2 separate regions of the Mus musculus genome follow, and region 2 is linked to region 1. A link is a loop called in an ENCODE intact Hi-C map of the cell type or tissue named here. Cell type or tissue: left cerebral cortex. All regions are shown on one strand. Each heading gives the region's core, and the rest is flanking DNA. Links, peaks and the distances in the headings are about the cores only.

What was found. Peaks named below come from ENCODE experiments on the same cell type or tissue, not always from the same donor. Only the 100,000 strongest peaks of a DNase experiment are listed, where the experiment ranks them.
Region 2: it touches region 1 in a loop (4-fold over the local background); 3 of 42 quality-filtered maps call a loop at or near these places.

Annotation. Positions count from the first base shown.
Region 1 is chr19:56,251,570-56,259,913 of GRCm38, forward strand. No RefSeq gene overlaps it. Among named protein-coding and RNA genes, the nearest start is that of Gm32144, 11 kb to the right of the region's middle. In left cerebral cortex, for the core only: CTCF peaks have their summits at 3,369 (motif pointing left) and 4,179 (motif pointing left); a DNase peak (open chromatin) is centred at 4,142.
Region 2 is chr19:55,346,564-55,354,907 of GRCm38, forward strand. The region is part of intron 3 of Vti1a (vesicle transport through interaction with t-SNAREs 1A); the gene reads left to right. Among named protein-coding and RNA genes, the nearest start is that of Vti1a, 35 kb to the left of the region's middle. In left cerebral cortex, for the core only: no CTCF peak of the experiment used is centred there; a DNase peak (open chromatin) is centred at 4,341.

The DNA.
Region 1 (8,344 bases), core at 289-8,288:
GCCTCGCCATTCCAGGGACAAGCAAGCACTGAGCTGAGGATGGGCGGAGAACTCCATCACGCCTCTGGGAGAGAGGAAAGTTTTACTGCAGCAGCACAGAAGTTCTGCTGTGTACTTGGCTCCCTGCTGACCCAGCTAATGTTCGAACTTTCAAAGAACCAGGTAGGAGTCTGACAGGCTCGCCAAGAACAGAGAGGAATCAAATCTTCCCTGAGAATCTTGCAAGATAACTTTTTTTTCTCTGTTTCTGAAGGGACTTGGGTCCAAGTTTTTGCCTGGGGAGAAACTGCTCTCAGGAGCTTGGGGGCAGGAAGAGAGTGAGTCCTGCCTGAGAGGCCCCCTGAGGGTAGAGGGAATTCCAGCGGGGACCCTAGGCAAGGCAGCATTGTGAATAATGAGCCCCCTGTTCAATCAGAGGTGGCTCCAAGCGAGATACTATGCTGAAGGTTTTATGTGGGGACCACAGGTCACCATTTCTCACAGAAACATCCATCACATGAGATATTGCCAAAAGGTGCGTTTCTTACAATACATGGCATTTCATCATTGAGATTAGTTTATTTGACAGTGTGTGTGTGTGTGTGTGTGTGTGTGTGTGTGTGTGAGAGAGAGAGAGAGAGAGAGAGAGAGAGAGAGAGAGAGAGAGAGAGACCATGAAAGGTAGCCTTGTTCCTGGTTGAACTAAAGCTGGAAACCACTGTGATCCTAAAGGAGATGAAAGGCGTGTTTCACCGGTTCCTGCACACCAGGTCCCTGTCACTAGTCTCGGCCCCCCATAGATTTGTGCCCATCAGTCACTTAGGGGCAACGCTCCAAGCCCCTCCACAGGTAGAGGATTTGAAGTGTGGTCACATAGGTTCAAGACAGATCTCTATTTTTATGAGGTACCTAAAGGTTGGGGGACGTAGGCAATAAGCTTTCCTTCCCAGACACTCTTCCCTGCAAAAAGGTATTTAACCTCAGGTCCACCCTGAGAAGTGGGGTACACAGTCTTACTCATCCACTTTCCGCCATGACAATAAATGTCTTAAAACCATGGACTTCCTCTTTTCTTCATGATCCGCCTTGGGGAGCCATGGAGAAGGCCTTTGCCTACAGAGCGGCTGTCTAATCTGTAGAAGGCCTCTCTATGCTCCAAGCCAAGATCGAGCCCAAACTCAAGCCTACTTTTGCAGTCAAGCCAAGAACTTTCCTCGTGGGACCAGCTGGAGCTCCTCCTAACCCCACAACACACAAGCACACACACACACACACACACACACCGCCCTCGGGCCAGATCCAACCAGAGGGTCCCCACTCCATTCTCAGCTTTTCCAAGGCTTCCATAGGTGCCTGGGTGTCTGTGAGCCTGAGAACCAGACAGCCCCAGCCTTGGCCTCCTCACAGGCCTGGGGACCCTGAGCCTGCTCCAGCTCTCAGACTGCAATTCCCCACCTCCAGAGTTGTGTCCCTGGGCTGCCCTACAGCCCAGCCCTGTAGCAGAGCAGACTCGGGACCCCATAACCCTACGTGTGTGTGTGTGTGTGTGTGTGTGTGTGTGTGTGTGTGTGTGTGTGAAGATCTCATACTATATATAGTCCAGATTGACCTCAAACTCACAGTGATCCTCCTGCCTCAGCCTCTCAAGGGTTGGAACTACAGGTGTGTACCACCATACTCAGCTGAGGGGCAGTTTTTCCTTTTCTTATTCAGTGACAGATAAAAGCAACTGGGGGCAACTGAGATTTGTGTAACTCAGCGCTACTTCATTGCGATTTGAATGTGAAATGTCTTGCATAAACATCTGTATTCAGACGGGTCTCAGCAGGAGGCGTTTGGAGAGGTTATGGAACAACCAGACTGTGAGGTTTCGCTGGATGAAATCCATCTGGGGGGGGGGGGCTGGGGGGGGCCTTTGACGTGTTACAGCCAAGTTTCACTTTCTGTTCTTTCTGTGTTCTGCTTTGCAATGCCAGGAGCACTGAGCATGCGCAGCTACGATGTAGTCCCTGTAACCTCTGGATGGGTTAAACACTTTCTCTCTGCCTTTGTTTTTTTATCAGAGTATTTTATCACAGCAATGGAAGGAGATATCGGTCTTACAGATTGAGGACACCGAGGCTCAGAGAAACAGGTTAGGAGACCCGTCCATGGCCTCATGGCCTCTATCTGTACTTGAAATGGGCTACGCTTGCTTCCAGAGAGGCAGCAGGAGGAGAGCTATCCTTCAGGGTGGGGAGTGTCTGCTCTTCAGGCAAGCCTGAGAGGAAGAGGACATCGCAAGACTGCACGCAGGCTGGTGAGCTGCAGGGTGGGATAGAGAGTCAGGAGGACCTAGGGCGGGCTCCACATTGTCAGTGCTCAGCTCCCAGACTTCAACTGACTTTAAGACTCTGCCTCCAGCTTAGATGCAGTTGTTAAATAAATTATTGTATTGGTTAATGGCTGGATCCATCAGTCAATCAACTGGCTGATCAATCGGTTGGTTGACTTGGGGGTGCCATGGCACCTCTGTGGAGGTAAGAAAAGAACATATACTCTACTGTGTGGTCTCAGGTTATCAGCAAGCACCTTTGTCCACACAGCCACGTCCCTCGCCCAGATTCACTTTAATTCATGATAGCTGAATTGTCGACAGAAAACAAGCAAAACCCACAAAGGAAACATCCCCTGCAGATCAGACCAACTGTGACTGACGTTTCAGTAGAGGCTTCCGTAGTGGCAGCTGGAAGTGGAAGAATTCTGAACTCTGATGTTAAGAAAACACACTAAGGCTGGGCAGTGGTGGCGCACGCCTTTAATCCGAGCACTTGGGAGGCAGAGGCGGGCAGATTTCTGAGTTCGAGGCCAGCCTGCTCTACAGAGTGAGTTCCAGGACAGCCAGAGCTACACAGAGAAACCCTGTCTCAAAAAACAAACAAACAAACAAACAAACAAACAAACAACCCAAAAAACCCCACACTAAGTCCTGATCTTGGCTTTTGTGAATGTATGCATGCATGTGTGTTGTGGGATCCAACGACTGGACTCTCTCTGTACCCCAGGCTGGCCTTACTAGATGGGGATGCAGGCCTGGCATATTGCACTTTTTAAGGAAGTCTTAGTTCCTTGAACTCCCTGAGCCTCAGTGTGTTTGGTTGCAAAATGGGAACAGTAAGGACACCAGCCAGGAAGTGCAGTTGTAAATATTTCCTGAGGGTGAGGGGGAGCCTGGCGTGGCTTGTTCTCAGCAAATTGAAGTTAGGGTTTTATTATTGCTGCTGTGAGGTCATCTTGGTGATAGACAGCTCGGGACCTTTCTGTCCACACTGCTCCTGAGACCACAGGCATCATGTATTAGCCCCTCCTCCCTCTGCCTCCCCAGACCCCTGGGAAGGGCGGTGCCTGCTCTCTAGCGCCCCCAGGTGTTCATGATGGTAGTTCATGCACTTTGTTTTCTCCCTGTGCCTTCCTCTCGGCCAGAGATCTTGGGCTAAAGGATCAGGGCCAGGGAGTAAGTAAGAGCCTTGCCACAAACGGAGGGAAGGAGCGTTCTGGACTCTCCCAGGAGCTTCCTAGGGGATCAACCCAAGTGGTACTCCAAACACTTCCCCAAGCCCCAGGACTCCAAGATTCTCAGGTGTGCTGGCTCCGCGGCTCGGACCCTCTGTCAAGCTCCTAATTCAGTGACCTGTGAGTTCATCATAGAGGAAGAGGACGGGACTATGACGGTCACTCTCTGACATGAAACTTAGGGTTGTCCCTCTCCAACTCTGTTTATCTGAGGTGCCCACCTTTGATCTCCAATGCAAAGTCAAATGTCACCTCCTCCAAGATGCCCTCCTGGCTCTCGGACAAGCTCTGGAAATCCCAGAGGTCTTTTCACAAATGCACTAGAATTTGCCAGTCTGCCTATCCTACATGGTCCTCCCTCTCTTCCCTGACAGCACAGAGCTATAATATAGTAGACGCTCAATAAATACAGGCTGGACAAAGACATAGATGACTAAATGCCTGTTCCCGCATTCTGCTGGAAGTTGCAAGGAAATTATCCATTAGATCTTTGCATCTGCCTGCTGTGGCACAAGTAGTCTGAGATTAATGACAGCAGCCACAATAAAAGAAACAACATCCCTCCCCGCTGGACTCTTGCTTTATTGAGGCCTGGCTTACAAGTTGGATTTGGTATCCTTGTCTTTACTGCCCTCTTGTGGTAAAACATTGCTACTGCATCCAGGAAAGTTAGAAACTTCATTAAAAGCAAAGACCCTGTTTTTACCCCCTGAAGTAATGTTTTTAGAATTCCTGAATCAGTTCAAGCCAGGGTCCCACGCTCTGTATGCATCTGTGACCTTCAGTCCATATTCCCAAATTATAAGGGAACTGTAAGAATGATAAATAGGCCCAACCCTAAAACAGCATCATTATACACACCACATCGATTCTGGATTAGAGCTGTTGGATACTTCAGTGTGGCGGGGAAGGATGTGATAAGTATATAGCAAGTTTCTTCCAATCAAGACATTAAAATAACTGTAGAAATCTCATCCAAAGCAAGTGGCTGCAGATCACACCAACCATCCGGAATATACAAAGAAGGAGACTGAGATTCATGTAGTCTAACTCCCAAAGTTTGGAGCCAGACACTGGTCCCACCACACTGTCTAGTTGACTCTAAAAAGCTGCTTTCTCTCTGTGAATGCTGTTTCCCCAATATGGTTCAGCTGGAAAACCTGCTATACAGAGTTGTGACAGTAAGTGAGAATTTGAAATGACAGGGCCAGGACTTCAGGGTGCTGCTGGCATCCAGTGAGCTCTGATACAAACTAGCCATAACTACAATAAGTCCTTAACTGTCTGGTGCAGATCAACAATTGAAGGGAGTCAGATCTCACACACACACACCAGCCAATAAAATAAGGTGCTTGTTGATATGGTAGTCCATGATAAGTTGAGACAAGCAACTGTTAGAGGCTGCAGGAAGAGGCAAACATCCATTGGCTCTTAAACAAAATCTACTTCCATTTCTCCCTCTTCTATCCACGGTAGACATCACTAATCAGTAGTCTGCCTTTCTTTTACCCATGGCAGACATTATTCATCAATAACGTCTTCTTCCTATAACCGCAGCAGACATCACTAATCGATAGCTTCTGCTTACACTCATGGATACATTGTTAATCAGGACTTTCACGTAGACCATGTATCTATTTCAGAGTATACATCACAGAGGGCTCTAGGCACTTACAACAACTGAGCAGAGTGGGAAAATGTCAGACAATGGAAACTATCTTTCCAGGTCATGGCACCTGGGTAGATTAAAGCAGCACTGGGGAAGGAGGAAGGCATTTTAGCCAGAGGCAGTGGAGTCAGAAGAAGTGTGAGTGAAAAGGCAGATCTAAGAGGAAGAGGAAGTGAATTAAAGATGGGCTGGGTTATAGAGCCCTTGACAGCTGGCTTTGGAGAAGTCAGAGACAACAGGGAACCTCACACATCATTGGGCAGGTGTCTTAGTCAGGGTTTCTATTCCTGCACAAACATCATGACCAAGAAACAAGTTGGGGAGGAAAGGGTTTATTCGGCTTACACTTCCATACTGCTGTTCATCACCAAGGAAGCCAGGACTGGAACTCAGGCAGGTAGGTCAGGAAGCAGGAGCTGATGCAGAGGCCATGGAGGGATGTTCCTTACTGGCTTGCCTCCCCTGGCTTGCTCAGCCTACTCTCTTATAGAACCCAAGACTACCAGCCCAGAGATGGTCCCACCAACAAGGGGCCATTCCCCCTTGATCACTAATTGAGAAAATGCCTTAGAGTTGGATCTCATGGAGGCATTTCCTCAACTGAAGCTCCTTTCTCTGTGATAACTCCAGCTGTGTCAAGTTGACACAAAACTAGCCAGTACAATTGACCCCTTGTCAACTTGACACACAAACACATCACTAGTAAGCCTCAACCCTTACATTCTTATTCATCCCCAAGATCTAAATAACTTTAAAAGTCCCACAGTCTTTACATATTCTTAAAATTTCAATCTCTTTAAAATATCCATCTCTTTTAAAATCCAAAGTCTTTTTTACAATTAAAAGTCTCTTAACTGTGGGCTCCACTAAAACAGTTTCTTCCTTCAAGAGGGAAAATATCAGGGCACAGCCACAATCAAAAGCAAAAGTCAATCTCCAACCGTCCAATGTCTGGGATCCAACTTACGATCTTCTGGGCTCCTCCAAGGGCTTGGGTCACTTCTCCAGCCATGCCCTTTGTAGCACACGCGTCATCCTCTAGGCTCCAGATGCCTGTACTCCACTGCTGCTGCTGCTCTTGGTGGTCATCTCATGGTACTGGCATCTCCAAAACACTGCATGACCCCTTCAGTCCTGGGCCATCAATTGCAACTGAGGCTGGACTTTCACCAATGGCCTTCCATGGCCTCTCACAGTGCCAAGCCTCAGCTGCTCTGCTCAACTCCTTCATGCCTTCAAAACCAGTACCACCTGGGTGACCCTTACACATTACCAAGTCCAGCCACAGCACAAGGTACAACTTTAGCTATATCTGGAACACAGCCACTGTGCTCTCAGAAAACACTTCCCAGAAGATGTCACCTCAATGATGCTGGTCTCTTCTTAATCACCGCTAATTTCTTAGCTCCAGCTAACCAGCATCAATAGTCCCAGTAATGCAAAGTTTTTGCTTTAGTAGTTCTGGTATCTTGTTAACCACAGCTGATTCTTCAGCCCCAGCTAACCAGAACTACAGAATCTTCACATTCAAAACAGCAATGGCCCTGAAAAGAGTCTTTAATTTTCCCTCTGAAATTTCACAAACCAGACCTCCATCTTCTGCAGTGTTCTCAACATTATCTTCCAAGCTCCTACACAACATCTGACAGAGCTCTTAACAACGGATGGATCTTCAAGCCCAAAGTTCCAAAGTCCTTCCACAGTCCTCCCCAAAACATGGTCAGGTTGTCACAGGAATACCCCACTCTGCTGGTACCAATTTGTCTTAGTCAGGGTTTCTATTCCTGCACAAACATCATGACCAAGAAACAAGTTGGGGAGGAAAGGGTTTATTCGGCTTACACTTCCATACTGCTGTTCATCACCAAGGAAGCCAGGACTGGAACTCAGGCAGGTAGGTCAGGAAGCAGGAGCTGATGCAGAGGCCATGGAGGGATGTTCCTTACTGGCTTGCCTCCCCTGGCTTGCTCAGCCTACTCTCTTATAGAACCCAAGACTACCAGCCCAGAGATGGTCCCACCAACAAGGGGCCATTCCCCCTTGATCACTAATTGAGAAAATGCCTTAGAGTTGGATCTCATGGAGGCATTTCCTCAACTGAAGCTCCTTTCTCTGTGATAACCCCAGCTGTGTCAAGTTGACACAAAACTAGCCAGTACAGCAGGTAAGGGTGTGGTCACTCTCCCAGAGGCGCCATCTCTGTGGCAGCCAGGACCAGGTGAACTGGAAGACTGAGCTGAGACCACCATGTGAGGGAGGGAGACCTGCTTCCTCTTGGATCCTCAGAACTGAAAGGGAAGGTGGCCACTTATGAGGCTTCTTTGTATCTGTACTCCACCTGCTGAAGGGCAGCAGCATCCCCACTAGAAAACAGGCTGGGGAGAGAGGGGGGGGGCTTTGAGGGCTTTGGGTCCCCAGCTGTGACTGCCAGTGGGTGGTGGCAAGGCGTTTGGAGCCAACTCTGGAGTCACAGAGAGGAAAGATGGAAGGTGGTTAATACTTCCTGAGTCCAACCTCATTTTCTCTCAAAGCAGCCTAAGTAGGAAGAGAAAGCCGAGACAGGAAACAGCTGAACTGGGTGAAGGTCAGGCCTTAATTAAGAGCCATTCTCTGCAATCTGCTTATTGGAAAAGACACTGCATATCTGGGTCAAGTGTCCCTTTCACATCCCCCCCCCCCCAAAAAAAAAACGAGGAGGAAAAAGAGCTTTTTTGGTACTGGGGTTTGAAGAGTCTCATACACAGGACCCCTAATGTCCCCATTGCTAAGAAAGAACGTACACATTTAACTGAAATAACCAAGCAATCAGAAGCAGGGTCAAAGTGACAACCCCTTTATTCCAAGACTCCGTTTCCTAATGGGTAACAAGGTCCCTCGAACTTGAAGGTCAAACAGACTTGGGTTTGAACCTCAGCTCCACCACTTCCTAGCTGGGTGACCCTGGACAAGATACTTAGCCTTTCTGAACCCCGATTCCCTCATCCATACAGCGGGGATAATAGAGTGTCTAGTTCACAGGGCTAGGGTGGCAATCAAACGAAGTGATGCATATGCAGGCTTTAGTGCGGGACTTGACACATAATTGAATGGATTAGAATCGTCTTTTTATCCAATCACCTACCTGCTTTAGGAACCAATTTGAAA
Region 2 (8,344 bases), core at 252-8,251, 910 kb before region 1:
CAGTGATGGATATTGAACCCACTTCTTCATGCATTGTAGGAAAGCACTCTACAGACTCAGTTGTATCCCATTCACCATAACCATTGGATTCCCACATCTACATTTTTATGTCCACATCATAGCCTAGATTTAATTTTTAATGTCCTGGCATCTATATCAAGGCATGTATGTGTTTGTTAAAACACAGCTAGAGACACTACCACTTTCTAAAAGTCAAAGTGACCTCAGAATAAGAATTTTATAGGTATTGGTGTTCTGTGCTTGGCTTGAGAAACATTCCCTAGAATTACTGAGCTTTCAGACAGCGGTTGTGGCAGGGGTGGGGAGGTCATAGTGTTGCATTTTAGAGTCCCACCAGCGTTATCAATGCCAACTGGATCACATTTGTAACATTGTAGCATTCACATCACTTGTAACACTTCATAATGTAACATTGTAGCATTCCCACCACTTGTACCGCTTCATAATGTAACATTGTAGCATTCCCATCACTTGTAACGCTTCATAATGTAACATTGTAGCATTCCCATCACTTGTAACACTTCATAATGTAACATTGTAGCATTCCCATCACTTGTAACACTTCATAATGTAACATTGTAGCATTCCCATCACTTGTAACACTTCATAACGCCTAAGAGACAGTACTGACAGTATTAGTTGCCCTTATCCACTTCCCTTAATCAAATTAATCTGCTGTTGTCATCTGTGATGGGTAATTTCTACCTTTTTTCTGTTATTCATGTTACCCTGTCTGAAGTCCTCACTCATAACCTACTGGCCCTCAGTGTACCATCTGAACTCGATTACTACACTGATCTTTGTTGCTGGTAACATTTTTCTCTACTTTGAGCATCTTTTATAATGTATTTACCTGAAAAGAACATGTTTTTAATACAAGTAGTTTGGTTTCAAAATTGTCTTCCTCAAATTTATCTTGTTTATATTAACATTTTGGTAATAGTTAATAGATACAGTCCTTACCTCACCTGCTTATGTCTATTGTTAAGGAGGAGAAATCAATAAGTGTTCAACAAGCTATTTGGAGGATGATTTGTTTACTGAGCCACACTTCGCCATATTACGAAAAAGACACTAAGAGAATGTGAGCCTATCCAAGTACACATACCTGGTTTAATCCTCATCTGCACTGGGTGTTCTACCTTCCCACCCGGAGCTCTTGAGTAGATTCTAGCCCTTATATGACCTGTAGCTTGCTTTGTTTTTAAGTACAATTAGTCATTCTGGTCCAGTCTGTTACACAGTTAGAACAAGAATGACAGTCACCATGCTGTATAAACGACTCTACATTCCACCCACATAGAGCCAGGCCTGGTGGAGTGGAGCAGACCTGAGTCCCAACTGGCCTTGTGACTAACATTGGAGAGTCCCAAGTTCAAGGCCTGCCTGGGCTACAGATTGAGTTCAAGGCTTGGTCTATTGAGCAAGACCCTGTCTCAAAATGAAAACCATTGTGTAATAATATGGGACAGGATGTATAGCTAAGTGGTAGAGTTCTTGCTAATATGTAGGAGACCCAAGATTATATCTCAAGAATACACCCTCCCACCCTATACACAACCAGAAACAAATTGTGTAAAAATTTATAAGTGACTAGGATATCAAATATTCTAATTTGAAATTCTTGTCCAATTAGCTGTTGGCTAGTGGTAAATGAGAGTCAGTTGGGCTATGTTATGAAACCAATGTAAAACTTTCCTAAGTTTGAGTAAACATCTTCCTTTTTGTCATGATACAGGACTTTGCTATAGCTTTTATCAATTAAAACCAGGTATCTAGGCTTTTGCCGTGGGTGTGTGGCTGTCTTGCTGAGCTGGCCTGCAGCTGAGCAAGTGTTTGAAACTGACATTTGGCTGCCTTGTCTGCAGTATGTTCCTACCGTAGTATTGCAGTCGTGGCTTGTCCATTTCAGAGCCACCCTAACTTTAATTCAGTTATTTCTCTAGTCTTCACTTCATATTGGTTCAAGATCTGCAGAACTTTAGGTTGTAGCTTCCAGAACCTGGAAGTATGCACTACAGCTTTGTATCTCATCAAAAACAAAGCTAGCTAGCTAGCTTGCTTCCTTCCTTCCTTCCTTCCTTCCTTCCTTCCTTCCTTCCTTTCTTCCTTTCTTTTAGATGAAAGCAAAAGAGAATAATGGTTAGTTGTCTGAGGTCATTTTATTTTTCCCTCCCGATTCAGCTGTTCCCTCATCTAAGCAGTGTTGAGTGGTCAGGCTAGCCAGCTAGCTCTTAGGCTTGGCTGGATAGCAGAATCCCAGGAGGGACTTGCTAGTTAACACACAGTCTTGCACCTACCCTAGAGTTTCCAGTTTGGAGGACTTAAAGGGTCCCAGGCAGGACTGGGTGTCATGAAATTTCGAAGGGTTCCAGGGGGGTGCTGAAGCCCCTGTCACAGCTCCCTACTTCCGGAGCCCCCAATACATGATCCGCAGCTTCTCGGTTCTCATGGTTGGCGACTTCCCTGAGCCACTCTCCCAGGCTTATCTATCAGAAGGGAGGTCTTCACTTTGAAGATAGCATCTGTGGTGGCTTGAGAAATGGCCCCCATAGGCTAATGTATCTGAACACTTGGTCTCCAGCTGGCGGTACTCTTGGGGTTGTGGAACCTTTAAGAGGTAGAGCCTTGCTGCAGGAATGTATCATGGGGATGGGCTTCGAGAGTTCATAGCCTCATCCCACTGACTGCTTTCTCTGCTACATGTCTGCTTGGAAGGTTGATCTCCCTGCTCTGGCTGCCTTCCTTTCATATTGATCCTCTATATGAAACCAGAGGCCGAATAACTCTTCCTTCTGTGAGTTGCCTTGGTTGTGGTGTTTTATCTCAGCAACAGAAAGCCAAGAACTGATACAGTGTTCTTGGGTTTCTGCTGTGTGATTCTGCCTGGTGCCTTCTCAAAACACTTAAGTTCCTTTCCCTCAACCGCCCCTTCCCTGTACTGCCTGACAGGATGTTTGTTTAAGGAATGTTAGCAAAATACAATTCCAGAACTGCTCTTTGGGGACATTTAAATGAAAATTTAAAATACCAGCAAGAATGCCAACAATTTAAATTCCTTGATTAGCTTTAGGCATTTTTACATTGGGATGACTAAGAAAAGGTTGTGGTAATTAGAAGTAATTTGTTAGAAACCTGAATACCCTATTTTTTTCTCTCTTAGATTAAAACTCAGTTCCCAGCTGGATGCTCATAAGTGCAGGAAAGATAATTGTCAGATGATTAATTGCAAAAGATAGATAATTAGAGTTCATGTGTTGTGTCAAATATGGGTAACCGAGAGGTTGACTACTCATTGGAAAAGAGCAACCAAAACTGGGTTGTAGCGTCGTGGTGGCGGTTTCCCTTCCACCCCGCTTCCCGGCGGCTTCCATCCCAGGTCCAGCCAGTGCCTGTCCACAGCGATGATGGCAGACAGTTCCCACTGTCTCAGATTAGGTTCTGAAAGCTGAGTGGCTGCCCAGATACCTTTCTAATGTTTCATAAGGGATTTGTAGCCTTCACCAGGACTTGAACAAAAGTCGCCTCTGAGCGGGCCTATGTAAGCTACTTCCCCTCAATTGACATGACCTATTTTTATTTTATAATTTTCAATAGCTAAATCTTAGGTCCTTTAGCCTTCATGTACTTGGTTCCTAGAAAGTTAAGTATTTTCATCATAATTCGTTGGATACCAGAACAGAATCATTTGTTGCCCTTTAAAATAAATATATTAATGGTGTCCTTTTAAATATATTAATAGTGTTCTTTTTTCAGTCCATCAAAAAATTAATGACATGAGGAAAAAAAACCCAAAACTCTCACAACCTACTAGCAGTCAACTTTGCTATCTCCAATCTGGCTCACCTGTTTGCTTATCTGAAATCACAATGAAATTAATAAAAAGCAGACCCCCACCCCCGCCGCTTCTATAAATAGCTCTCTTTCTTCATCTTTAAACTTTGCAGCCCTCAGTAAGACTGTTTTACAAATTCAGCTAATGACCCAAATCTAGCATGTTTGTTGTGTAGGAGCCATATTAAAATAACTCTCTGTGTATGCGTTGTCATTAATGATAAGCTCATTTTGATAATGGGGCTGCAGATTCTTAGTCCATAGTCCTTGGGGAGATGCTACAGTTTTTTTCTAACTAAGTATTGTTCTGGCTCCTTTCCTTGATTGGCCCAGAAATAGCAATCAGCTGGGGAGCAGGATGGCATGCCTCTTAGCGATCCCTTTGATCTCTGAGATGAGTATCAACATTGTATGCTTCCTAATGGAAGTGTAATTTAATGAAATCTATTGGGTAAACATACTTCAGATGTTCAAAGGAGGTGACAAAATTTTTGCTGGCAGCCAGGACCTGGCTGCTTTCCAGCTTGCCTCTAGCTGCTATGCATATAGCATTGAGAAAGGCACTCAAAATAGGGACACAAAGTATTATTTCCATTGTGTTTTAGCCCCCTCCCCGCTCCATCTTCTTCCCTGAAGTTTATTTTTGTGGTGTTTCTACAAGCGCCCTTTGACATGTAACCTCTTCTACTCCAAAGTAGGGTGTGTGGTTTGTCTTGTTTCCAGATTTACTTTCGACAGCATGTGCCCTGGATGCAAGACCTCGCATCCCAGAACACCCCAGGCATGAGACTCACCCCGAACATCCTGGAAGGAGAAAGCACACTCTGAAATAACGTATTTCCTTCAAAGTTCTGCTGGGGACGGAGGCCCTGCACATTCCATTTTGAGGGGAGAGGATTGGGCCTCTGTTTTGATAATTGTGAGCGTGGTGAAGATGACCCTAGATGGCAGGAGTCTGATTTCTATCAGGTCCTGGTCACTTTCTCTGGACCTCAGTTTTCCTATCTGTACAATGAAGAGTTTGAATTGGATGATTCTTTTAAAGCTGAATATCGGCACAGTCCAATAAGAACCATCCGGCCTCCTCCGTGCTCTCGCTGTTTGATCAGTAAGAGTATTGTCTTTGAGAAATCTTCATAGAGACGTGTTTGTTCGGTATGTGGCAGCTTAGCCCAGAGCTGTGAGGAAGCCTGTCTTGGTTTGAGACTGACAGTCTTTCTAGGTGAGGAGCAATTGAGGCTCCTCTGCATCTTAACTGACTTTCTTCCTTCCGTGGTAGCTTGAGCTTCCCTGTAGCTTGCTTCTTCTGGTCTGGAGTTTTGTGGCTCTTTCATGCTGAATGAATAGTTTCTTAGAAGCAACTTTCTCTTCCTGTGGTAACAGCAGAGAGTCTGCCACATTCTGCCTGTGATGTAGCCCAAGTGTTCCTACATTCAACCTGCCTTTACAATCGCAACCAGGGACTCCTTTGATAACTTGATGGTTCGGTGACCCTTCATTCACAGCTCTCTTAGAGACTCCAGAGCTTTTTTGCTGGTCGTAGTTCTGGCAAGACATGCTTCCTGACTGTAGGTGAAGGCAATACCGCTTTGCACACTGTGTTCATTTCCAGTCACCTCCTCTTGGCCTTCAGAAATTTTGCCCATCTCAACCCTACTGAGGCCGGCAGCCGCAGCACACTGTGCTGCTGTGGCACTCCCAGGCCAACCTGCTCACAGTAGCCCTGTCGCTCATCTGCAGCACGGACTGTGATTTCCCTTTGACTGTGCACAAGCATCCTGACCCTCAGTGCCTGTGTGAGTTACACAAACTCACTGAGTCTGGGTGTCTGCTGCTTTTCATGCTGCAGCATCAAGCCTTCCCGAGCTTCCCCATGTGGTCAGTTGTTCCCTCTACTCCTGCATTGCACGTGGTTTCTCTTAGAGATAGATTATCCTGCCAACACTGACGGATTCTATCCTGTAGGTCTATAGTATGAGGAGCGAGGAGAGTCATATAGGAGCGAGGAGAGTCATATATGTGACTTTAACTCTGTAGCCACATCAAAGAGTGTAAAAATAACATGTCAAGATAATTTTAGTACTATATATTATTTAGCTCAATAGTTCTAAACAGGACCTCTGTATGCACCAAGTATTAAAAATATTAAAGAGATAATTAGCATGATTTTCTTACTGAGTCTTTAAAGTCTGGTGTGTGTCTTACTTATCCTAGCCCAGCATATTTCAGTTCTGGCTTTCCCTATTTTGAGCTCATAATCGCACATGGTCAGTGACTGCCCGTACCGGACAGCACCTCCAGACCACATTTCCAGGAACCCTGCAGGGGCCATGAAGACAAAGCATCTTTAGCTTCAGCTTTCCCCTCAAGGCTGAGGTTCTCATCTGCAGCTCAGTGCCGTCACCTGAGAGACCGAGTGACTGCTGATATCTAGATCTTCTGTCCACAGATCATAAAGTAGGTGGCCCAAGTTTAGCCAGGATCCTGCTCCTAGCAGTTGGGGAGGTTTCCAGGTGAGTTGGTGCCCAGTGGATCAGGTACTTCTGCACCAGACATGTTTCTTAAGACAGCATAGTCTTATAACACAGGGTCCCATTGTCTGACCCACTTTCTTAGTAATAAAGCATACACAGTTTTAAAAGTCAAATTCAGAATGTTTTCATTTAGTACAAATCGTCAGCTAAGGGTCTGATGGATTTTATTGTTTCTTCTCTAAAAATAGGGATGTGGTACCTAAGAGACTGGATTCTTTAAACTGTTTTCAGAATAATAACATTGACAACATCAAAAACAGACAGTAAGACTTGGGGGGCTTTGACATCAGTTTTAAGAGTCATAGAGTCTCTAAATTCTATGTAGATTGTGAAGGCCATTTCTAGTATTGCTTCTTAGTATTATTTGCTTTTTCTCTTTAAAACTTTCTTTGTGGGGGTGTAGTTTGCATGCTGTAACACATTTCATGGTAGGCATCCAACCCAGGATTTTAAAATTACTAAATTGTTCAACATAAGCGTGGTTTAGGGCTTCATTTACAGCCCTGATCAGTCTAGTGTACCATAGCTGTTCCTACTGTCTGTCTTCTCTTTGTATAGTTTTTCTTTTCTAGAAAATGGAAACATGCAACTTGGTAGTGCTTCTTTTATTCACTATTTTTATAATATATACTATATATAATTCTTTTATTTCCAAGTCTCATTTATATAGCAGCTTGGTTTTGGCGAGTGAGCACGCACCACATTTTACCTCTCTGGGTTGATGATATTTGTGTTGATTACAGATTTGGAGTCATGCCAGTTTTTTGTTTTGTGTTCTTAAGAACTATGGCTGATTCAGTGGTAAGAATCCATTCCCATGAGTGAGGAAATGCACAACACAAGCACTCTTTCTTTGGGGCAGTTACTACCCAGGAATGGGATTCTTCTCCGTGTGCTATGGTTTAGGAAGCTGCCGCAGCTTGTCTAGAGGTTCCACCATCCCTTGTGCCCACCATATTTTAGGAACCTGGGATTTCTGGTCTTGTCAGCAAGTGATGTTGTGGGCCTTTCTGATTATAGCCATCTAGAGGCTGTGGCTGAAAGCTACAGTGTTGTTGTTGTGTTGTTCTGTTTGTTTTTCCCCTCATGTAATATTCTTGTGTTCCTTCTAAAACTGTTGATGGTGTGTAACAATTGTTCATATTTATACAGTATCATTGTGCATATGTACATTGAGGAGTGTTCAAACCAGGACAAACAGTCCGTCTTCTCAAGCATTTATCATCTCTTTATGGTAAAACATTCTGAAACCTCCTTTACAGTTTTAAAAACCACATAGTACATTGTTGTCGTTGCTAACCCGCCTGTGTTAGTGCAGTGGCATGCAGAGCATCCCTCCTGTCTTACTCTAACTTGGCAATCGTCAGCAAACTCTTCCCCAGCCCTGCAGCTTGACTCTCCCATTCTGCCTGGCCTCTCAGGATGTTGGAGTCAGGTCCTGCCTGTTGGTGGCTGGTTTATCCACTTAACACAATGATTGTCAGTTTGATACGTGCTTCTGCAGATGATAGGGTTGTACTGCTTTACTGTTGGATTACAGCTTATGATGTGCATGTTGTTCTTTTTTATTTGTCAGTTGATGGACGCTTAGGTTGTTTCCTTGTTGCACTGAATGTGGAAATGCAACTCTCTCTTCGAGTGTTCATTTCCTGTCTCTGGATATAAATCCAGAGCATGGGACTGTACAGTAGCATCTTGTAAGTTTAATTTGCATTGACTCATGATGTTAAGCATCTCTTCACGTACTTTATGAGCGACGTATGCACTTAGCAAAGGATGTATTCAAGTCTTCTGCTTATGTTTGTTAGATTGTTTATCCTCATATTTTGAGTAAATCAGATAATATGATTTGCAAATGGCCATCCTCTCCTCTACCTTTCATTTATCCTCCCCTGTCCCCTTTTCTTTTTTGATAGTCTCCCACTAAGCAGCCCATGGTAGCCTAGAACTCCCAG